Linked DNA regions of Mus musculus: regions 2 and 3 are each linked to region 1. A link is a loop called in an ENCODE intact Hi-C map of the cell type or tissue named here. Cell type or tissue: heart. All regions are shown on one strand. Each heading gives the region's core, and the rest is flanking DNA. Links, peaks and the distances in the headings are about the cores only. Region 1 holds the start of Tdrd3 (tudor domain containing 3). Region 2 overlaps Diaph3 (diaphanous related formin 3). Region 3 holds the start of Diaph3 (diaphanous related formin 3).

Evidence for each region. Peaks named below come from ENCODE experiments on the same cell type or tissue, not always from the same donor. Only the 100,000 strongest peaks of a DNase experiment are listed, where the experiment ranks them.
Region 2: it touches region 1 in a loop (1.9-fold over the local background); 14 of 42 quality-filtered maps call a loop at or near these places.
Region 3: it touches region 1 in a loop (4-fold over the local background); 14 of 42 quality-filtered maps call a loop at or near these places.

The regions. Positions count from the first base shown.
Region 1 is chr14:87,410,739-87,417,847 of GRCm38, reverse strand. Tdrd3 (tudor domain containing 3) reads right to left here and starts at 1,265. Exons shown (of 14, transcript NM_172605.3): 1 at 1,000-1,265. The coding sequence starts at 1,040. In heart, for the core only: CTCF peaks have their summits at 1,219 and 2,674; DNase peaks (open chromatin) are centred at 737, 1,347 and 1,887; H3K4me3 peaks cover 2,018 bases; H3K27ac peaks cover 1,901 bases.
Region 2 is chr14:87,131,148-87,138,256 of GRCm38, reverse strand. The region is part of intron 1 of Diaph3 (diaphanous related formin 3); the gene reads left to right. Among named protein-coding and RNA genes, the nearest start is that of Diaph3, 6.5 kb to the left of the region's middle. In heart, for the core only: no CTCF peak of the experiment used is centred there; no DNase peak of the experiment used is centred there.
Region 3 is chr14:87,138,452-87,145,560 of GRCm38, reverse strand. It overlaps Diaph3 (diaphanous related formin 3), which reads left to right and starts at 4,337. Exons shown (of 28, transcript NM_019670.2): 1 at 4,337-4,563. The coding sequence starts at 4,447. In heart, for the core only: no CTCF peak of the experiment used is centred there; a DNase peak (open chromatin) is centred at 4,260; H3K4me3 peaks cover 2,053 bases; H3K27ac peaks cover 1,575 bases.

The sequences.
Region 1 (7,109 bases), core at 640-5,639:
CAGTTACCTCTAGGATCTAGTGTCCTTTCTCCAAAATGAACACATTCCTAACTCTACATCTGCAAAGTCTTTCTTCACCATCTGCCAGAACCCACTTCTCTCCTTCAGTCATCAAGTGCTCGGTCTGTCCTTCACGCTTTGCTAACACTGCGATAGTTTTCTTGATCTCCCTTCTCACTAAAGTGTAGTTTCAGAAAGCTGGGACGAGTAATCTGTATTTCATCCTCACCCCTACCCATCAGCCCAGAAGGTACCTACGCCAGGCTGGGGAAAGCGACGCTGAATTAAACTGGATGTTTACAACTGGTGTGGCTGCAATTCCAGAAACTGCTTAATGTCAAGTAATTTGTCATTGCTTTCAGATCCCCAAAAGTCACGGCTGGAAAAGTATTTTTTAAAAAAAGATCAGACCAACACCATCCTTTCCAGAAAAGTTCCACGGGGCAGCCCCGGCACGAGTAGCCGGGACGGTCATTCTCTGCTTCGCGAGTTGAGCGTGCAGCAAGGGCAGCGGCGCTCCGGTCAGCGCGGTAGTTTGAAACGAGGGCAGCGGGCCGGCTCCGGCCGCCGCGCGGGGCTGGGCTCCGTGCTCCCGCCAACTTCCCGCAGGCCGCCGCCTCCCGCGTCCGCCGCAGCGACACCCTCCAGGGGCGGCGGCGCGCCGTGCTCGGCCCCGCGGGTGCTCCTGAGCGGCGCGGCTCGGGGCCTGGCCGCCGCCCGCTCCCCGGCCCCGAGGCCTCGCTCTCTCCCCGCGGGCCGCCGCCGCCGCTGCCGCCGGCGCGCCGCTCCCGGTCGCAGGCCGCCGCCCCTAGGGGAGCGGGGACGCTCGCCCAGCTCCGCGTGGCGCCGGGGGCGGAGCCGGCCCCGAGGGCCCCCGAGAGGACGGGGGCGGGTGGCCGTGGCCGCCTTCCTCGCCGCATCCCCGGCGCCCCTCTCCCGACCTTCCCCGGGGCCGGACCCGAGCCCGGGGCCGGGCGGCCGGCGCGACGCGGCACTTACCAACCCGCCTGGGACAACGCGGCGCCGGACACCTCGGCCATGGTTAGCTGTTCAGGCTCGGGGACGGCGGGGGTCTGAACTGAGGGTGGGGGACGGGCCTCCTACTGGAGACCCAGAAAAAAGAAAAAGAAGAAAGAGGGGGAAAAAAAGAAGAAAGAAAAGAAAAAGAAAAAAAAACTCCTCTGTTCGACTGTGCCACTGGGCATGCTCAGTGAGACGGGCGCTTCCGCGTGCGGGTTCCGCTCGCCGCGTTTTGTGAGCGGCCGCAGGGGCCGGCCCGGGCTGGGAGCGGCGAGCCGCCAAACGCGGCCTGGGCCGGGGATCGGACACGGCGCCGCGGGGGACGGCGCTAGGCTAGGCTGGTTGGCGCCGCTCCTGCTGCCGGGGACCGGGCTGCTTGGTCACTTTCTAAGTTGCACACACATGCGGGAGCCGCGCATCCCAGGGACTAGGCTGCCTCACGGGGCGGGACACGGACCCCCGCGGCCCGGGCGGCGGCGCATCGGGGATGATGCTACCACGGCCACGTTTGGGGCGGTGCAGCCCAGCCCATTCTGCACCCGAGCTGGCTGTTGTCACCAGGGCCCGCTCCATTCGCCCGGCCTTGCGGTCGGCCGAGGCTCAGAGACTGCGGCTCGCACCCCACTCTGGGTCCCCGCAGGCAGTTGGGTGAGCGCGACACCCTAACCCTGCACTTAAGGGAGTTGGCTTTGAAACTGGGCAACAGGGACAAGACTTTTTTTTCTTGTCACCCTCCTGCTGGGCGTAGCCCTAACCCAGCGTGGCCCAGCGACCTTGGCACCGGCACCTAACCGGGCTAGCACCGCCCTACGCCGTGCCCTTTGCCGCACGCGGGAGGACCGGGGTGCACGGCGTGTCCCCGACTGGGCACGCGCAGCGACGCCACCGAGCTGCGCCGGAACGCTCCTATCGTGATTGGGCAATCAGGAGTCACACAGCCCAATCAGAGAAGAGGTTTCTGGGTCGGGGCGGGCCTGTTGGTGCTCCTAAAAAGTTTACTCCAGAATCTGGGTCCTTCTCCTCCTGGGACGGTGGCGCGGAGGAGGAGAGTCGGGGGCAAGTTATTTCCCAGTGATTCTGCAGACTTACAGGCTATTTAAGAACTTATAGTCGATAAAATTTGCAGTGTAAATAAAGAAAACATCTAATAATAAAAAAATAACTTATATTCGGTCTGCAACCCGTCGCGGTGGCTGCTTCACCTTTACTGTCACCGTCACTGAGCCAGACTTCGGAGAGACTGCAAAATTGGCAGCTGCTCCTGAGACTTAAAAGCAACTTATTAGAGAAAGAAGGGTATTAAGCATCCAGAAGTTAACTGAAATCTCCATTTTCTCACTTTAGCTGTTCACAGTTCTAAAGTCACTATGCCTTCCTTGGGAAATATGCTATGATGTCTTTCTGAACACACATTTGCTCCTACGTATAATTAAATGTGTACAGCATGTTCAGAAACTGGAATAAATTTCTTTCCTAGTATTTGCAGTGGTAGAAAATGTTTTAAATCATCCATGAGCAGCAAGTGTGTTTATATGTACAAGCTGACCTGAACACAGAGGGGGAAAAAAATAAATAAAAGTAAATGGACAGCTCAGGTTAATTGCCAACTTTGTTATTAAATAGACCATAGCAAACATAACTTTTTTTTTTAAGATTTATTTATTTATTATATGTAAGTACACTGTAGTTGTCTTCAGATACACCAGAAGAGGGCATCAGATCTCATTACGGGTGGTTGTGAGCCACCATATGGTTGCTGGGATTTGAACTTCAGACCTTCAGAAGAGCAGTCGGGTGCTCTTACCCACTGAGCCATCTCACCAGCCCCAAACATAACTTTTTATTCGTGTAAATTAAGTGAAAGTTATAATGTCCCAGTAACCAGAACTATTGAATAAATAAGCCTTTAAACTGGTTCTCACATTCAGTGTGATACAATAAGAATTTACCATTGCAGGTGCTTATGACTAAAGTTAAACATTGCACAAAATACCAAACCCACTTCAAGAGTGTGATTCCTACTGGAGGAATTTGTTATAATAAGAGCATCAAAAACTAAAATCATGACATTAATGGCACATTGAATTTTTGAAATAAACTGGATAAAAGTCCATAGGAATACAAAATCTTCGCATAGCAGTGTATTAAAATGATAGTGTACAGCAGAGGGGGAAATGCCTTTATCCTTACAACAAAGAATGCCTTAAACGAGTCCTGGAATCAGTCGCTCAGCCTGATGTGTGCTCCCTTCCACTAGACATTAACGTCTCTTAAGAAATACACTTACCAGTGTTCTTTTAACTTTAGCTTCTAGGTGATGGTTCTCAGTCAGGTGCTGGGTCAGAAGCTCGTGGGCACATTTAACAATGTGTAGGGACACTTCGATGCTACAGCCTCGGAGAGTGCATGAGGTCAATCGGATTTGGTGGGTAGAAGCCAGGGTTGGAGACAAACAACCTGCAATGCGCAGGACACTTGTGGAACCCTCAAAAATTTGCTGGTGTAAAATATCAATAGTGCAATATCAGGACCAGGCAGTGGTGGCACACACCTTTAATCCCAGCACTTGAGAGGCAGAGTCAGGAGAATCTGATGTTCAAGGCCAGCCTGGTCTCCATCGATATTTTCAGGCCAGCCAGAGCGACATACTCAGACCCATTGTCACATACAAACACGAAGAGATAAAACAAAAGTCCTAAATCTAGAGAAATTTTATAAAATTTCATAGCAAATACAGAAATTTGAAAATAGACCAAATATTGAATTTCAGTGTGTTAATGGAGTTATCATTAGATACTATAATGAAATCTTGGAAATCCTATGCCGGTGTATTTATTTATGATGAATTATACTATAATGTATTTGCACATACTTTATATCCATGTATGTATGTGTATATATGAGATAGAGGAGAAAATATGGCAAGATATTAAAAACAAATCCATCCAAGGGTCCTGGTGCATAGTTTTTGTTTTTTTTTAACTTTCCCCTAGATTTTAAATATTTCCAACTTTTAAAAAAGCCAAAATGAATTATACTAACAATCCCAAAATTTTTCATTGAAATACTGTTCTGTAAAGATAATCTGATACCATGGAAAATGATAACAGCTGAGTAGATAAATTTTATCTTGTATCAGATAAATCATTAATTTACTGTAAATACAAAGTCCTCAATGAGCTGAATTTGAAAGGAAAAATCCTAAGAATTAAAAAAAAAGAGGTTTTTGGTAGATTAAAAAAAAAGCAGAGGATATTAAATCTGTTGGGAATAAATAAAGAAATAAATTGACATCCAAAAAGAAGTGAACAAAATCACTTGGATTCCCCTGTAATTTCAGTGAAGGAAAAAAATTCTCATACTGAAAAGGGCAGAAGAACATAGCTGAACAGGGATGAACGCTAAAACTATGATCTACCTATGATCTAGAATGCAGACACACCTTGGATTACAGTTGGATCTGGCTGGAACACAGACGTGCCCTTAGCACACATTTTTAATCTCTACCAGTGAAGATAAAGGTTAGTTTGTAGAAAGAAGCAGCCATGTTTGAAAGTGATGTCTAATAGAGAGGAAAACAAAGTGACATGACAAAATGAGATAAGCCTAATGAGAACAGATAGGAAAGAGAAAACACTTAAGAGCAACAAGAGGGGCAGGTGTTTATGGCAGTTTGGTCAGGGCAGTTTTACAGAGACAGGTTGCAGAGAACACACTAGATACAGGTGAAGATTGAACAGGCCAGACAATGAGAAGGAAACAGAAAATTAGAACATATTGCCCAAGTTAGTATGAGGGCAAGCAAATAGAGCAAGTCAGTCACAAGTCAAGAGAAGACAGATTGAATCAGTCAGTTTGAAATATTAAATTGTACAGATGATAAAAGCTTCCAGACCTAGGCCTAGGGAGAGTTAGTACAGAGAAAGAAATGCTCTACACTCATACCAAGCCACGTGTTCACACAGCTTGAGTCCAGATAAGGTCTGGAAATTGCCCCACTGAGTCTGAGAGGTTTACACAGACATCGATCTCAGCTAAACAGGGCTGGTTTATTGAGCTCATGATCAATATAGGGACAAGAAAGTGAACAGTTTAAACAGAAGAGAATAAAAGTGCTACAATAGTGACCTTCAAACATGTAAAGCTCTCACATACAAGAAATGTACACTTGTGTGGTCCTCAGCCCCAGGATATGGTACTGGGAATAAAATGAAGATAATTTCCGCTTAACATAAAAATGGTCTGTTCTGCCTGCCGGTTTGTTAATCCTGCTCCCCTAAATGGACCGCCTTGGCTGGCCTCAGTGGGAGAAGATGTGCCTAGCCCCACAGTGATTTGATGTGCGGGAAGGGGGGAGGATTAACTGGGTAATGACACTTAAGGAAGAGGTTCCTCGTTCTCCAAAGAGAAGGAGAAGGTGGAATGGGGGAGGAGCTGCATGAGGGGAATAAAATTGGGAGAAGGAGGGCTGATGCTGGGATATAAAGTAAATAAATAAATTTATAAATTAAAAAAAAATTAAATACAATGAATAAAAATTGTCTAGATTCTTTTGTTTCCAATCATGCCAAACATAATTTTTAAAATGTATAAGAAAGGTGATAGTTCGATAGAGCCCCAAAACTGAAAAGGTGGTTGACATTTAAGAAGAACTGAAACCAAACAGGCATGGTGGCAAGGTGTTACACATGGGTAATATCAGCATTTAGGATGCTGAGTAAGAGGACTGTGTGTGGCAAACCAGATCTTATGGGTTCAGGCTCACATCTTAGAGAACCCGACCTAAGGTTGAACTCAAGTTAACTAACAGGCCAGTACCGAGCACCAGTTTCCAGGTTATTCCCCACCAATCTGCACCTCCAGGTGCCCCTGCACTTCACTTCCTAACAGCGAGCAATCGGAGGAAAACAGAAGTTTATGGTTAGGTTCCCAGCACCAGCCAATTATATTAAAGGCCATCATGCTCCCCTCCCAACCCACCAATCAAATGTGTGCCAGGCTAGACAGCCTCTCCTTCCTCTATAAATGCTTGCTGGAACTGGGCTCAGGGCCACATCCTCCCGTCCTGCTGCATTAGAAACGGTGGTGTGGCCCAAGTTGGAGCTTGAATAAAGAGACCCTAATGTGATTTCATCAGAATTGACTCTTTGGTGGCCTTTTGGGATTCACAAACACTTCTTGGCACAGCATGTGAGTTTGAGACCAACTTGTGATATGTAATGAACACTGAGTTTAACAAAACAAAAACCTAGAGACAACCCCCATCTGGTGTCACATGGTCTGGGCAGGGAGTGAGCCCCAGATGACCACCTGTTCTTCACCCTGTAGCTAGGGTGGGGACACACAGGATGAACAAGGCATATAACTCCATAGGCAACTCCCGGGATGACGCCAGACAACCAGATATACTGAGTAGCACAAAAGTGAGCAAATAAATAGTGGAGATATGGAAGAGAAAGAGAAGCAGAAGGATGTGTGCACAACGAGAAGAGCCAGAACTTGAGACTCAAGAGAAGTGAGGAACAGCCTGATAGGAATAGCCAGTAATACCGCCTAAAGCCATGGTGAAGTCCTGGCCTATGCTGCCACTGAGGGTATTTAATCCCTGGTTCACCCTAAGTAAGAACGTAAGCATTTATGTCCACCATAAAATAAAGCAGTTTGGACAAGCAAGGACCTTCTTCATCAAGGAACGCTGTAGGGGGTGAGGGTGGGGGAGACCTTTGTCGAAAAGAGCCTTGCCTAAATCTTCTAGAGAAGGCCTTCTCTTCTTCAGGCCCTCTGTACTCGCTCAGAATCAAACCTGATTCTGCCCCAGCAGGGGCTCAGCTATCCCCTTCCTTGTGCATAGGGGAAGTGTGGATCCCCATCTCCAGTGGATCACACAGTTCTTTATCACCTATCTTCCCTCTCCTCTTCTCATTATCTTACTCCAGCCCCCAACTCCAACAAGCATTCCCTGGAAACCCAGGAGCTGCTCCTGCCAGCCAAGCAGGTAGGTTAACAGCAGATCTTTACCTCTCCTTCAGCTCCTCCAAGTCCTCTCCCCAGCTCCATGATAGATCATCCGCAGCAGCCTCCAGTCCACT
Region 2 (7,109 bases), core at 617-5,616, 280 kb after region 1:
TGCCTGAAGTTCTTTGTCCAGGGTTGAGTTCTCCTGAGCTTTCCCCTTCCACGTTAGCACGTCTTATTGCTGCTCTTACTGTTTAGGGCTCGTTCTGGCCGCCATATTGGTGAGGCTTCCTGGGTATAGCTTCTCTGACAGTTCTTGGAGGCAGAATCTCACAGGACTCTCCCTGTTCTTCCTGCTCTTACAGTCTTTCTGTGCCCTCTTCTGCATTGATCCCTGAGCCTCAGGTGCAGGGGTTGTTCTGTAGAGGAAGAAACTGGACCAGGCTCTACAACTCTGTATTTTGATCAGTTGTGGTTTTCCATAACCGTCTTCATCTGTTGCAAAGAGAAGTTTCCTTGCTGAGGAGTGAGAGCCGCACTTATCAGCTAGACTCTGGAGGAGGATGTGTCCATGGTAATTTCTTCACATGTGTCTTCTCTTCCATCCGCTCGGCATCAGCCATGTCAGCTCCACCTTGCTCTTCTGGATATTTGACTGTAGCAGTTGCTTTTTCTCTTGGTACTTGGCTGCTTTTTCATACCCGTCTGGGCATTCTTGATAGTTAGTCCTTTGTGCCTTGGCTGTTTATTCCTCGATAGCTGTGGTGTGTGCAGTCTTCGGATCTACATTGGCTTGATTTCACGGCTGCTTGCTGGCTTAAGTAAGCGCATCATGTTAAGCCAGTGGGATTCCAGGGTGCCTGAACTGGGGTGCTTCTCTGTGGAGGTGCTGTTGTGTTTCCACCAGAAGCCTGAGGAGGAAGCGGATTTAGGACTACTTTTCCTAGTGGACGATAACTCCTCACCTGTGTTTTTGCCAGAGGCCCATTGCTTAGTCTCTTTTGCTCTCTGAACAGCCCTTTCAGCCCCTCACTTCCCGATAACCACATAATGGCACTCTTGTTTCGGGATGGCATGATTGGTCTGTAGTTTAGTCAGCTTTATTGCTGGATGTCAAGTCAGTTCTTGGCTTTGCCTTGATTGAGATGAAGCGATGTTAGCCTGATTTCATTGGGTCACTGTCATTTTCTGAGCTTTTAGAACAAGTAATGTACCTTTGCCATATGGCAAAGGTAGGCATGATTTAGTAGTTTCCTTTTTTGTTCACTTCTGTAAAGCCTCAAGCCAATAGTAGCATGGAATGTAAACTGGTCACATGGTTCCTGTTTTAGTTAAGCCCCGCCTCTGGTGCCTACTGGATCCCATGTTGATGAGACAGACTAATGAATCCTTCTTTTCTACTGAATATAAAACTGAGTCATTTGTGAATTGGGTAAGAATATTTGTAGCTTATTTCCTATCTTCCTAGATAAGTGTAAATAGTAGAAGCTGGTACCTGTCTGATGTTTGGCTGAATCAACTGCTGTGTGCTGCTTCCAAACCAACCACCTTGGCTGATACAGGAAGCACTGTGTATTTAGGTGCTGAGAGGGAAAGGTGGTCTCTGTAGAGAATTTAAGAGGGAGACTTAGTAAAATAATTGCCCTGGAGCCTGCTCTAGGTCTTGTAAGCAGCACCTGGTCCCGAGACCTCTTTCCTGTCTAGAACAGAACTAAGTGGGAAGGTTTCCTACTTGCTGTGAAAAGTCTTGCAGTGACTTCTAATTGCTGTTAGCCACACACAGCTACTCAGTGACACTCTCTAGGTCCAGATTGACCAAGACATGGCTTTTGGGAGAAGTCTCCATTTGTATTGTGGGTGCCAATATCCAGCACAAGACCTGTAAATCATTAATTCAAGTGGGTAGAGGAGTTCTTTAATTAGGGATAGCCTTTCAAAGTTCTCACATCCTTTAGGGTAAATCTTGTTGTTAATGGTTTCTATCAAGTAGATTGCTCTTGCTTGATTATATCTTTATAATTTCTTCAGTTTTGGTTGTGAGATTTGTTTTGTTTTGTTTTGATCCTGTCACTGTGGCTCCTACAGTGTTTTTGCCCTGCCTCTTCTGCAGTGGTCCCTGAGCTTTGAGTCTATCAATTGAGACTGTGGTATATTTACCATTTAGGGGGATTGTTTATGAATGAGCAAGCCTTATAAATACCAATATATTTAATTGGAGTATTTTGGTAGGTAGTGTCAAAAGGAACAGTCCTTACACCAGTTAATTTAATAGAGTTTACTTGAGTAAAATAAAAGGAAAATGATTAGACAGCTCCCAGATCTAGAAGAATTCCAAGCAGATTGTGGTCCCCATTCATGAGCCAGGACAAGGTATAGGAAAATCTGGGCTGTCAGTCTTGGGTTATAGCTGTACTAGTTGCTTGATGAGCCTAATCAGTTAACTGGTGTTTGGATATTCTGTAACCAGCCAAACTCAGTTACTGTGATTAAACTTCATTGGTTTGTTCGGTTGGGTTGAGAGTGGCTGCTCAGACCAAGGCCATGCCTTCCTACAAAGTTTGATTAGTAGACTTGTTTATCATTTGAGGAATGAGTTATATAAAGTTGCTCACAGGCACAAGGTCCTGATCTTTAATCAGCCTTCTATTATGGACTTTAGGAGTTTGAGTTTTATGTTTTTTTTCCCCTCCCATCTAAAACCTATTAACAGTAGCAAAAAAAAAAAAATAATGTCTTTAATAAACATGTAGGTAATGACATCGTGGCCATAGGCAGATTTTTGAGGCAGGGAGAGGTAGAAAGTTGGACAACTTGTGTTTTGTTTTAGAACTTAGGAAAAAGTGAGATCAGAACAGGTGTGTAGTGACAGGCTTGCTTTATTGTCTGGTGTTGGTGGAATCAGGTGTAGGGAGATAGTCTCCTTAATCTGCCGAGCCTTTGGGCTGTTACCTTATATGGCAAAAAGAGCTTTACTGTAATGTTTGCAGGCTAAAAATGGCAGGTTATTTTGGGTTATTAGAGAGAGGTGAAGTTTTGCTGACAGGAGGAGAAGGTGATGTGACTATGGTGACAGATTAGTGATGCAGTCATCAGAAACTGGGAGGCAGGGTTCTCCCAAGCACCTGTGTCCAGCCTATGGCCCAACACAAGTTGTTTCAGTGTCCAGCCGGGGAGAGCGGGGAGGACAACAGCATCCTGACTTGAGTACAGTGAAACCTACGTGACAGCCCTCTAGAACGGCTGGATGGTTTGTGGTTTTTCCATCTACTTTGTGTTATTTTTCTTCCCCAATTGTAATAGGAAGTCGAGCAGGTATTGTAGTTACATTACAAGGATGGTCATGTTGAAGTCTTAGAATGATCTAATCTGTTTAAATTTCTTCTCCTCCTGCTCTTCCTCTTCCTTCTCTTCCTCCCCTCCCCTGAACACCCCCTCCCTTTTGTCTTCATCTTTGTCTTCATCATCTTCATCTTTTGAGACAGAGTCCCACTATGTAGCTCTGGCTGGCCTAACTATGTAGACCAGGCTGGCCTAGAACACATAGATGTTTGGTTAACCTGAAGAATCCAGAATCCAGAATCCAGATAATGTTCATAGTTGAAGCCTTTGGGCACTTTCATGCATAGCAAAAGTCTGTGTGGAATGTATTAGCCATAGTAACCTTCATCTGCAAGGATTTATTTAGGGTGTTTTTCTAAGAAACAGCCCTAACCTTTCTCAGAGTTCCCTTTCTATTCTTCCTTATGAATAGAATGCAGCCTTCCAAAGAGACCCCCCCCCCCCCAAGAAAGCAGAGCAGCTTCTCTTGTCTTTAACTTTAGACGTAGGGATATTGAGGTTTGGAGGTTAGTATTTTGGTAGAGGTTTTATAGCTGTAAGAAATCCAGGCTTGGTCCTTACATCACCACCTCTCCACTATTTTTTTTTAAATGTATGAGTTATGAAAAATGTATCAAGTGGCTCTTTTGGGAGTACAGTTAGCTGCTGAGAACAGAGCTGTGCAGTGTTTGGTGTTTGTAGACTGGGCTGGATCCTTTTCTTTGAGTATAAGGCTGGGTGGGCATAGGCATGATTGTCTCAGATTTAGAGTGAGGCTTAATTGCTTTTTTCAAAGGCTCATGTCTTTAATTATGAAGCAAGCAAACTGACATACATTTATTATACTGTGAAACCTTGCATTGCATCTAGTCTGTCTTGTAGCAATTGCTTCTGAACAGATGTTACCTGAAACACCTTTGTGCAGTTGGTGGAATGCTAAAATTTGTCATGCTTTTATTATTGTTGCCTTGAATTAACTCTGCTTTATGGCATAACTTTATTGCTGTGTCCTAGGATCTTTATATATTTATTGCCTTATAAATTGGATTTAAAATGGGCTTTTTATATAGAATGTAAATTAACATGTATATAACTTGTTTATGTTTGCAGAATAATACAAGACCCCCACCCCCCAAGATATTACACTAATGGAGTTGTCTTTAACTAAGCACATAGCGTCATCTAAAGTAGGAGTCAAGTGAATGGTGAGGAATATGCTTGCTCCATACTTGTGCTTGTTTATCCCAGAGCCTCATTTGACTTTTAGATCTATAAAATATAGATTAAGCATAACCTTTTACTTCATGGGATATTAAGGATCAAAGCACGAGCTCTTTTTGAACAGCATCTACAAAGGTAATGTCTTCTCGGTAGCAGCAGGATAGCATTGAAACACCTTACCATTGGGAGCAATTTTTCTCAAATTGCAAGGCAAGTGGTCATTATTAACTTAGGAGACAATTTGAGAGTTTAAAAACGTTCAGCTTTGGAGCTGAGATGATGGAGTTTCCAGTTACCTTGCTGCAGGCTCTCTGGAAGTGCTTGCTGTGGACTTTATTCTCCGCACAGCTCCCTGCCTTTCTTTGTTACTGTTTTTGTTTGGAGGGACATGGATAACACGAGCAGTAACTTCTGTTCTCAGGGCTTGGAGCCCAACCGTGCCAGTTGTTAGGTGGGCAATCGCAGGCAGTAGCTGCCTCTTTAGGTGCCTTCCTTTCTTCACAAGGAAAGCAGGGCAATTTTGCAGATTCAAAGTTAGTATAGGCCTGGAGGAGCAGTGCTTCCTGGCTGTCACCTCTGAGTGTTTGCTATGTAAAGGGTTGGCTGCTTTTGCTATATAGTAATAGTAGTAGTACAATTTCTGTGTGTATTTTGGGTCACTAGGCACAGGCATTGGATATTTGACTGACTTCCTCATCCTGGAGAATCTCTGTTAAACCACGGTAGTTCTTCCCGGTGTACAGAGTCAGAAACATCATTTGGCAGTGCCAGGTGACAGTGGTGGCAGGGCTGGTCAGGACTAATGGTTACAGCAAGTCTCTAAAGCTTTCTGAGGGATACTACTTATTTGTAAACGGAGACTTGTGGAACTATGAACCCTCCATATAAATGAAACAACCAAAAAACCCTGTGACACCCTGAAATCGTCTTGAATGATAATGAAAATATTGTTACATGTGTACATATAAAGTGGAGTATAAGTATACTTGTGGATCTTTTGTAGCTATCAAACTAAGCTAGATTTACATATGAATCCAAAACAAAACCATAAATCCACTAAGATACAAATTAACAGCGCCATTAGTTTAATGCGATTGATGATTTGTTGTTAAAGCTAAGTCACTCTGCTTGGATTTAAAGTGCTGGAATCAAACAAAAGTTTTCCAGCATAGCTTTTTGTTTAATGATGAGACAAAAATGGTGTCAGCACTTAATCAGTAGCGAAGGATGTATACAGCGAGTGTCAGAAGGTTAGTTCTAATAGGTGTCTTGGGTAAAATAGAACCTTGCAGTCTTAAATATATTTTTATATATTTAATCATAAAAGAGATGTTCACCAAGAAGCTTTAAAAAATCCTATGGAAATGTCCTTTTTCTCTCCTTCATTCATATTATCTCTCTGTAATTTCCTTGAGGTCTTACAGGGCTTAAAATTAAAAAATATCTTTTAAAAGCAGGTTTTGATTTTACTATTTTTTAAAGTAGATCTGTGAATGGAGTTAGTATTTTCTTTGTTCCCAATCATTGAGCATCATGGTATGTATTAAATAATGGGAAGGAAGGAGGAAGGAGGCTAGGAGGTAATGTACCTGATGAGGGTATTCTGTGTGCTGAGGGATTTGAGCTGTGTTCAGGTAGGCGAGGTTCGCGTCATACCTTCACAAATTAAAGGATGGCTAAAGTGCCTGCCTGTTCAGAGTGCCACTGCTTCCTCCCAGGTATGCTGTAGAAAAATTTGAAACCCTTAGTTATGTTACATGGATGAATTGTAAGATCCATAATTGTGTATTTGATTAAAATAATTTTATTTGAGACAGTGTCTAGTGTAGTGTAAATTGGCTTTGAAGTCAGTACATAGCAAAGATTGGCTTTGAATTCCTGATCATCCTGCTTCAGGCTTCCAAATGTTGGCATTATAGACATGTGCCACCACCACTCCTAGCTCTATTTGGGTAATTTTATTGTGAACTATTTCCCTCGAATATGTTTTTTCTTTTTCTTTTCAAAGACTTTACTTATTTATTTTATGTATATGACGAGTACACTGTAGCTGTTTTCAGACACACCAGAAGAGGGCATTGGATCCCATTACAGATGGTTGTGAGCCACCATGTGGTTGCTGGGAATTGGAGTCAGGATCTTTGGAAGAGCAGTCAGTGCTCTTAACTGCTGAGCCATCTCTCCAGCCCTTTTTCTTTTCTTTTCTTTTTTTTTTTAAACTTTAATTGCTGCATTTTCCCAAGGTGGGCTGTTTATTTGTATCATAAAGTTAAACCTTGTAACGTCCCAATTTTAAATAAAAGGTTTTCACATTGGTGACATTAATTATGGATGTAAGAATTAAACTGTTTTTGTTTATTGAAACTTTGGCTAGAATTCAATTCATGATGACAATTACAATTCATTTTTAATGAATAATTTGACAGCCAGAGAAATGAATATAAAAAATGGAGTACATATAATCTACATCCAGAAATTCAACGTGACAGGTTCACTTCTTTATAAAGGGTGAAGGTCTCCAATTAAAACCATGTTCTAACTTCACTCAGCCTCCCGTCAAAAGGTGTTTTGCTCTTACTGATAATGTTACCTTCAATAAGCTTTCAGTCCCTTTATGCATATGCTCGTAAGGCTGCCTGAGGGTCAGTTTTACTGTGGTGCCTAGTAAAGGCTTAGAGAATCTGAATGCTTGCCTAACTGAGGAGCCAAGTTACTCTAGGAACTTTATACCACTTGGTTTCT
Region 3 (7,109 bases), core at 1,470-6,469, 270 kb after region 1:
CACTGTTAGGAGGCATGCCCTTGTAGGAAGAAGTGTGTCACTGTGGGGGTGGGCAATGAGACTCTCCTCCTAACCACACGGGAGCTAGTCTTCCAGCAGCCTTCTGATGAAGATGCAGAACTTTCAACTCCTTCTGCACTGTGCCTACCTGGATGCTGTCATGCTCTTGCCTTGATGATAATGAACTGAACCTGTAAGCCAGCCCCAATTAAATGTTGTCCTTCTAGGAGTTGTCTTGGTGTCTGTTCTCAGCACTAAAATCCTAATTAAGACAACAGGATAGCTAAAATAATACTTACATTAAAAAACTGCTGGAATTACTTTCCCAAAAATTTTACCACATTGCTATAATAATAAAAATAGCACAAAACCAGACATGTTGATAAGTGGAATCTAATTGAGACGCTGACATAAATGTATCTATCTATGAATACCTGATTTTTGATAAAGAATCCAGAAATATACAGTAGAAAAAAAAGACAGCACTGGGAAACTGGGAAGAGTAGAGGAAGGGGAAACTGTAATCAGTTTATATTATGTAAGAAAAAAACTATTTTCAATATAAGGGGAAAAATAAAAGAAATACAATTTGATTTTTTTTTTTCAAGACTGGTATGGTGGCATAAGCCTAACAAAACAGCAATGGCCCTGAAAAGAGTCTTTAATCTTATCTCTGAAATTTCACAAGCCAGACCTCCATATTGTGTACTGTTCTCAAAAGTATTTTTTGAGACAGGACCTCACTGTTTAATCCAGATTGAATTAAAACATATGATCCTTCTGCCTCAGCTTCAGGAGTACTGGGATGTAGGCTTAGTGCTGGATGGTGGGCAGCATCCAGGTAGGCTTAGTGCTGGAAGTGGAGGACACACTGTCTTTGCCAGGCAACCAGGAGGATGGTCTCTTCTGCATTGGACAGAGCCTGAGCACAGGAGCCTCAAAGCCCATCCCCATGGTGACACACTTCCTCTAAGAAGTCCACACCTCCTCCAATCATGACACACCTCCTAATAGTGCCTCATTCCATCAGCCAAGCATATTCAAACCACCACAAACATACTTAAAAAGTTCTCCAAACATTCTTTTCAATAGTGTGCTGCAGGTGCAGTGAATCTCAGTGGGAGAATCCAGAGTGCCCTTTCTAAACAGAAACGCAAGCTCCTGCTTGTTTACATTAGAATCTTTTTAAGTGCGAAGGGCTTGAGAAAGAAAGCAACAAGTTGACATCTTGACACTTTGAAGTAGGTTAAAGTTTTTAGGAACTGATCTGACACTCACAGCCAGGTCATGTTGCTGTTGTCCTGCTACACAATATCTTATTGTCTAGAGAACACCGGTGTCAGACAAGGGCACTCTGTGACCATGATGAAATAAGGCAAAACAACACTGCTTAACTTTGTCTAAGCATAGAAAAAAAATTAGTATGTAATATCAAAATGCCCATAAGACGTAAATTCATGGGGAGCTATTAAGGACTAAGTAATCGTCATTATGGGTTCAGCTCTGATTACAGGCTCCAGCAGACCAAACCAGAGCAGAGTTACTCCCTCTTATTGCTGCATGTTCCCACTGAACTCTAAAGGGGGCTCGTTTCCCCCTGTAGTAATTCACTTTCTTCTTGTTGCCATAAAATATTTGACAAAATCAACTGACGGATGGAAGGGTTTATTTTACCTCCAAGGTAGAGCGTAAGTCAAGGTGGGGAAGACAGAGCTGCAGAAACAGGGTGGCTGCTCACTGAGCCTCTGTGGGTGGGAAGCTCAGGGAGATGGAGAGTGTCTGTTCCTTTTCTCACTCCCACACACGCTCCCCCCCCCCCCAGGCCCATGGAACCACCTAGCCATGGAGGTTTTTCTACCTCAATCAACCCTTCCTCTTTGACCTGACCGAGAAGAGACCCAGTCTGCTCTTCAGGCTTCACTTTTGCTTTCTTTAGCCCTTTCCTGCTGATGAAACCACAGTTGTTGCTCAGCGCAGTGGAACAGTCCTTGTCATTGATAGGATGAAGGGTATTTTTCTACAATTGAAAATATAGGGGCCGGAGCGAGTGGGGCCGGAGCAAGAGGAAGAAGGGAAGGGGGTGGAGGAATAAGAAAAAAAGAAAAAGAAAAAAAGAAAAGAAAGAAAAAGAAAATATAATGCAATTACTGTTTTCTTTTTTTCTTTTTTTGGTTTTCAAGACAGGGTTTCTCTGTATAGCCCTGGAACTCACTCTGTAGACCAGGCTGGCCTCGAACTCAGAAATCTGCCTGCCTCTGCCTCCCAAGTGCTGGGATTAAAGGCGTGCCACGCCACCATGTCTGGCTGCAATTACTTTTTAAAAGCAAATTTGTTTGGATTTTGTCTTTCGACATTGTCCATTCCTCATTCTGAGAATCTGCCATGCTGTTAGTTATAGCTTCACGCTATCATGCTCCTAGGAAACATCAAGATATCCTGGGCATTAAACTGCTCCCACTTCAAGACAGCACCCAGTCCTGGCCATTCCTCCTAATAGTATTCTGTGAGGTTTTCCTCAAATCACCCCGGCAAAATGCAGATCTTTCAAGTGATTTGTAGCATCATCTTCTAAGAGCCTCGTGGTTCATCACAGCGATGTTCACATGTTTTGTAATAAATCTAAATTGTCCCAACTATAGGTCTGTCTGTCTCTTGGTTGTCTTTGGCTGCATTGCACCGATAGGTCTGTGTGCTTTCTGTATGTTGTCTCACGTAAGCTGAAGCATTCCTATTTGAAGTGTTTGTTGATGGAGAAGCAAAGGAAGTCACACATCACCTCCAACACCACGCAGCTACCAAATGGTAAGAATGGAAGCTTCATCTTCCTTGTCCATCGTGACAGAGCCAGGTACTTCTTCCGGTGACCTTGGTAATCTCTTGGAATCTGCCTTTAGTATATGCTCACTGAAGATGAAAATCTGTGTGACAATAATAAAAACTCACATTATAACAAGAAAAGGAGCAAACAGTACCTGCAAGACCAGAACTAAACCTAAACCTCTAAAAGCTGTAGATGAAACCTTAGGTTCATTTTCTGAATCCCTGTGCTAGTCTCTGTGGAATACCTAGAACTATTTCTTGTACCAAAATCAATAGTTTATGTTTACTTGTCTTGGCTTGAATCACCTCCATAGTCAGAAGGTCAATATCTTTAAGGATGCACTTGGGAGATTCCTGGATTTCTTTATTTGTTCCTTTTCCTTGTGTAGCCACACTGAGTTGATCTCCAGAATTTTCTCTTCATTACTAATGTCTTTATTTGGCATATTGGGGATAGGTGCTTGCTTGCCTTGAACCCAGGTTCTGACCCTTTCCTCTACTTTATATTTAGGATTGCCACCTGAACTTAAAAACCTGTAGAATGGCTGTTATAATTTTACATTTTGTTTTGTGTCAATACCTGTGAAACACATTAAACTGTGAATTGTTTGGACCCTATTCCTTTTAATTTTTGGTTGACCCTGAGTACGCATTTAGGCTTTGAGGCATGCTGTAAGTGCTGAACAATGTGAACTGGAGTTCCAGAAAAAGCCGCACCTGTAGTAAAAATTCTACGCGCTTAATTGACAGGTTAGAATTCCAATGATTGTAGAGACATGGAATGCTGCCAATCCAGAGCCAAGTAATCTTGGCTCACGTAATTGCCATTCATCGCTGCGTTAGATCTAACATACCTACGACTATCACGTGACGCCTTTTGCTCTTCCTTAAAAGTCCACTAACTTCCACCAACCTCAAACAAGACTGTGCATCTCGTAGCACCTGTAGGTCTGTCCTAATGTCTTTGAAATGACTTTCTTCCGTGCTTCAACCGATGTTCACACCACCTGGCTGCGGTCACTCATTTCTGGTTCTAGAATGAACTCTATTCTCTCTGAGACGACAGCAGTATTTTTATATAAACGGTAATCAAAAAATGGTAAACATCTCTTCTAAGAGGCATGGGCGCTGGCAAGTAGTAGAAGTATTTTTCCTAGACCCTGAGATCTCCAGAGACTACTCAAAGGGCTTATCAGTTGCTTTCGTATTCAGTGCTGCTGAAACAGTACTGAGAGAGGTTCCCTGCGGCTCAGATTTTTCAAGAACCTACTCTGAAAGTCCAAGGGAAGCCTTGTTAGAGACTCTCTTTAGCTCAACCTTCCTTCCAAACCCGTTCCTTACTATGTACCATCTGGCAAGCAGCCTGCATAGCCAGAGGGCGAGAAGCGCGATGGACAGGCCGAAGGGCCAATCAGGCCCAGGCTTTGGCATCCCCGGAAAAGGCGGGGCCCTTGCGTCACAGGTTCCGCGGCGCGGGATTGGCTGACCGGGCTGCTTGTGGTGGCGGGAGATTTCAGATAGATTGGCCCAGCCGTGTGCAGCGGTTAATGCGCAGTGGGCGTGGGACCGGGAAGTTGAGCCCGCGGAGCAAAGCCCCAGATCAGGTCGCGACCTAGACCCGGGAAGATGGAGAGGCACCGGGCGCGCGCTCTCGGCCGGGACAGCAAGTCGTCGCGGAGGAAGGGCTTGCAGTCCGCGCCGCCCGCTGGCCCCTACGAGCCCGGGGAGAAGCGACCCAAGTTGGTAAGTGTGGGCCAGAGCCACAACGTGCGGCGACTCCCGCGGCCTACAACTCCCTGTCCCCCAGGTGACATCCCCGGGAGCTGGGAGCTAGGTTTGTTTCAGAAGGCCTGAGCTGTTAATCCGCTTAGATCCCCAGTGACAAGGCGGGATTCGATTCCTTTCTGGGACGAATGCCCTGATGTCTGTGAAGCCTGGCAGTTCTTTGGGCGTATCTGAAAAACAGTTCAAATGGCTGTGTACTGACGTCATCAAGGCGGATTCTGCATTTTAAAAGAAAGTTAAAATTTACCCCATCCCTTTAGTAGAACAGTCAGTCAGACAGAAAGTGAACTTCTAGCTGATAGCCCTCCCTCCCCCGTCTAATATTTTAATTCAACAAGAACCTTTTAAGGTGGACGTATTTTTACAAGTTGAGGCAACTCGTTTTCAAACTTGGCGGGTTGTGTAGTCACTGCTAAAGAATGTCATGTTTAGCTTGGAAGGAGTCTTCAAGTATCTGAAACTCGTTAATCGGGTTGGCTTTGCGTTCTTAAAGCTTAAGGAAGAGCTATGATTAGCACCTGGTAAGCTTTTAGTTAGTGTCAGCTGGAAGGAAACTAGGTAATGAGGATGATTTCATTCAGATTGTCTGATTGTGTGGGTTGGTAGGTTTTGGTATTAGTCCAAGAGAATTGCAGAGTTAACACTGACTGTTAGTTTTCCTTAGAAGTATGGGGAAATTATTTTTATGTATTGATAGGAACAGGCTTTGCCCTTTCTTGTCAAATACAATTTCAGGAATTTATACCATGATTATATCCAAAATAATAGATTGTGGATCAATCGCTAAGTGTAATATTTACTTGTAATTGAATAAAGCTGAGAGCAGAGACATGTTGAGATAAGTGGGGGTTGATTATGCAGAATTGAGCATCAAAATAACACGAGGATAGGAGAGAGTTAACCTGGTCATGATAGATTCTGTCCACTCTGAGAGGGATCCATGAGATGCTGCCTCCTCCTCCTCCTCCTCTTCCTCCTCTTCTTCTTCTTTAAAGATTTATTTATTATTTTTATGTAAGTACACCGTAGCTGTCTTCAGACACACCGGGAGGGGGTGTCAGATGTCATTATGGATGGTTGTGAGCCACCAAGTGACTGGGATTTGAACTCAGGACCTTCGGAAGAGTAGTCCGTGCTCTTAACCGCTGTACCATCTCACCAGCCCCCATCTCCTCCTCCTCCTCCTCCTCCTCCTCCTCTTTCTTCTCCTCCTCTTTCTTCTCCTCCTCTTCCTCCTCCTCCTCCTCTTCCTCCTCCTCCTCCTCTTCCTCTTCTTCTTTTTCTTTCTTTCTTTTTTTTTTTTTTTTTTTTTTTTTGGCTTTTTGAGACAGGGTTTCTCTGTATAGCCCTGCCTGTTCTGGAACTCATTTTGTAGATCATGCTGGCCTCGAATTCAGAAATCCTCCTGCCTCTGCCTCCCTAGTGCTGGGATTAAAGGCGTGCGCCACCACGCCCGGCCCATCTCTTCTTTTTTATAATTGACTTTCTGGGTTAGTGCTCAGCACATGTCTTGGCTGCCACGGAAGTGTGATTTTCTGTAGTTTACAACATAGCGTTCTTGAATAAATATTTGATGTTACTGAAGGCTGATGATTGTGTTTTTTATTATTTCTCTGGTATGCCACAGTGCCCATACCATTTGCTAAAAGTCATGCTGAAATGAAGTCTAAAAGACAACATGCTGAAGTTCTAAGATGTTGAACTCTACAATGTTGAGTTCATGGGTGGGGCTTGATTTGAATCATGACTTCATAATTCATTTAGAAGTAATTTGGATTCTTGATGATCTCCACAGTTAGACTTTTACTTACATATTAATTTTATTATTGTAATTTTTAAATGTTTTGAGATTATAATATAATTACATCATTTTCCCTAGCCCCATTCCTCCCTTCAGCTCCTGCTGTGTGCCACCCCCTTTCTTAAATTTATGTCCTCTTTTTCTTTAGTTGTTGCTATGTATATATGTGTTTTTTTTTTTTTTTTCCCCCCGAGACAGGATTTCTCTGTATAGCCCTGGCTGTCCTGGAACTCACTCTGTAGACCAGGCTGGCCTTGAACTCAGAAATCCACCTGCCTCTGCCTCCTGAGTGCTGGGATTAAAGGCGTAAACCACCATGCCGGCATATGTGTATTTTTTTTTTTTTTCCTCGAGACAGGGTTTCTCTGTGTATCCCTGGCTGTCCTGGAACTCACTTTGTAGACCAGGCTGGCCTTGAACTCAGAAATCCGCCTGCTTCTGTCTCCCAAGTGCTGGGATTAAAGGCGTGTGCCACCAAGCCCGGCTGTGTGTATTTTTAAACTATAAAATTATAATTTTTTTTCCTCCCCTGAGACAGGGTTTCTCTGTGTAGCCCTGGCTGTCCTAGAACTCACTTTGTAAACCAGGCTGGCCTCGAACTCAGACATCTGCCTGCCTCTGCCTCCCAGGTTCTGGGATTAAAGGCATGTGCCACCACTGCCCAGCATAAATTTATAATCTTAAATATAATAATACAACCTGC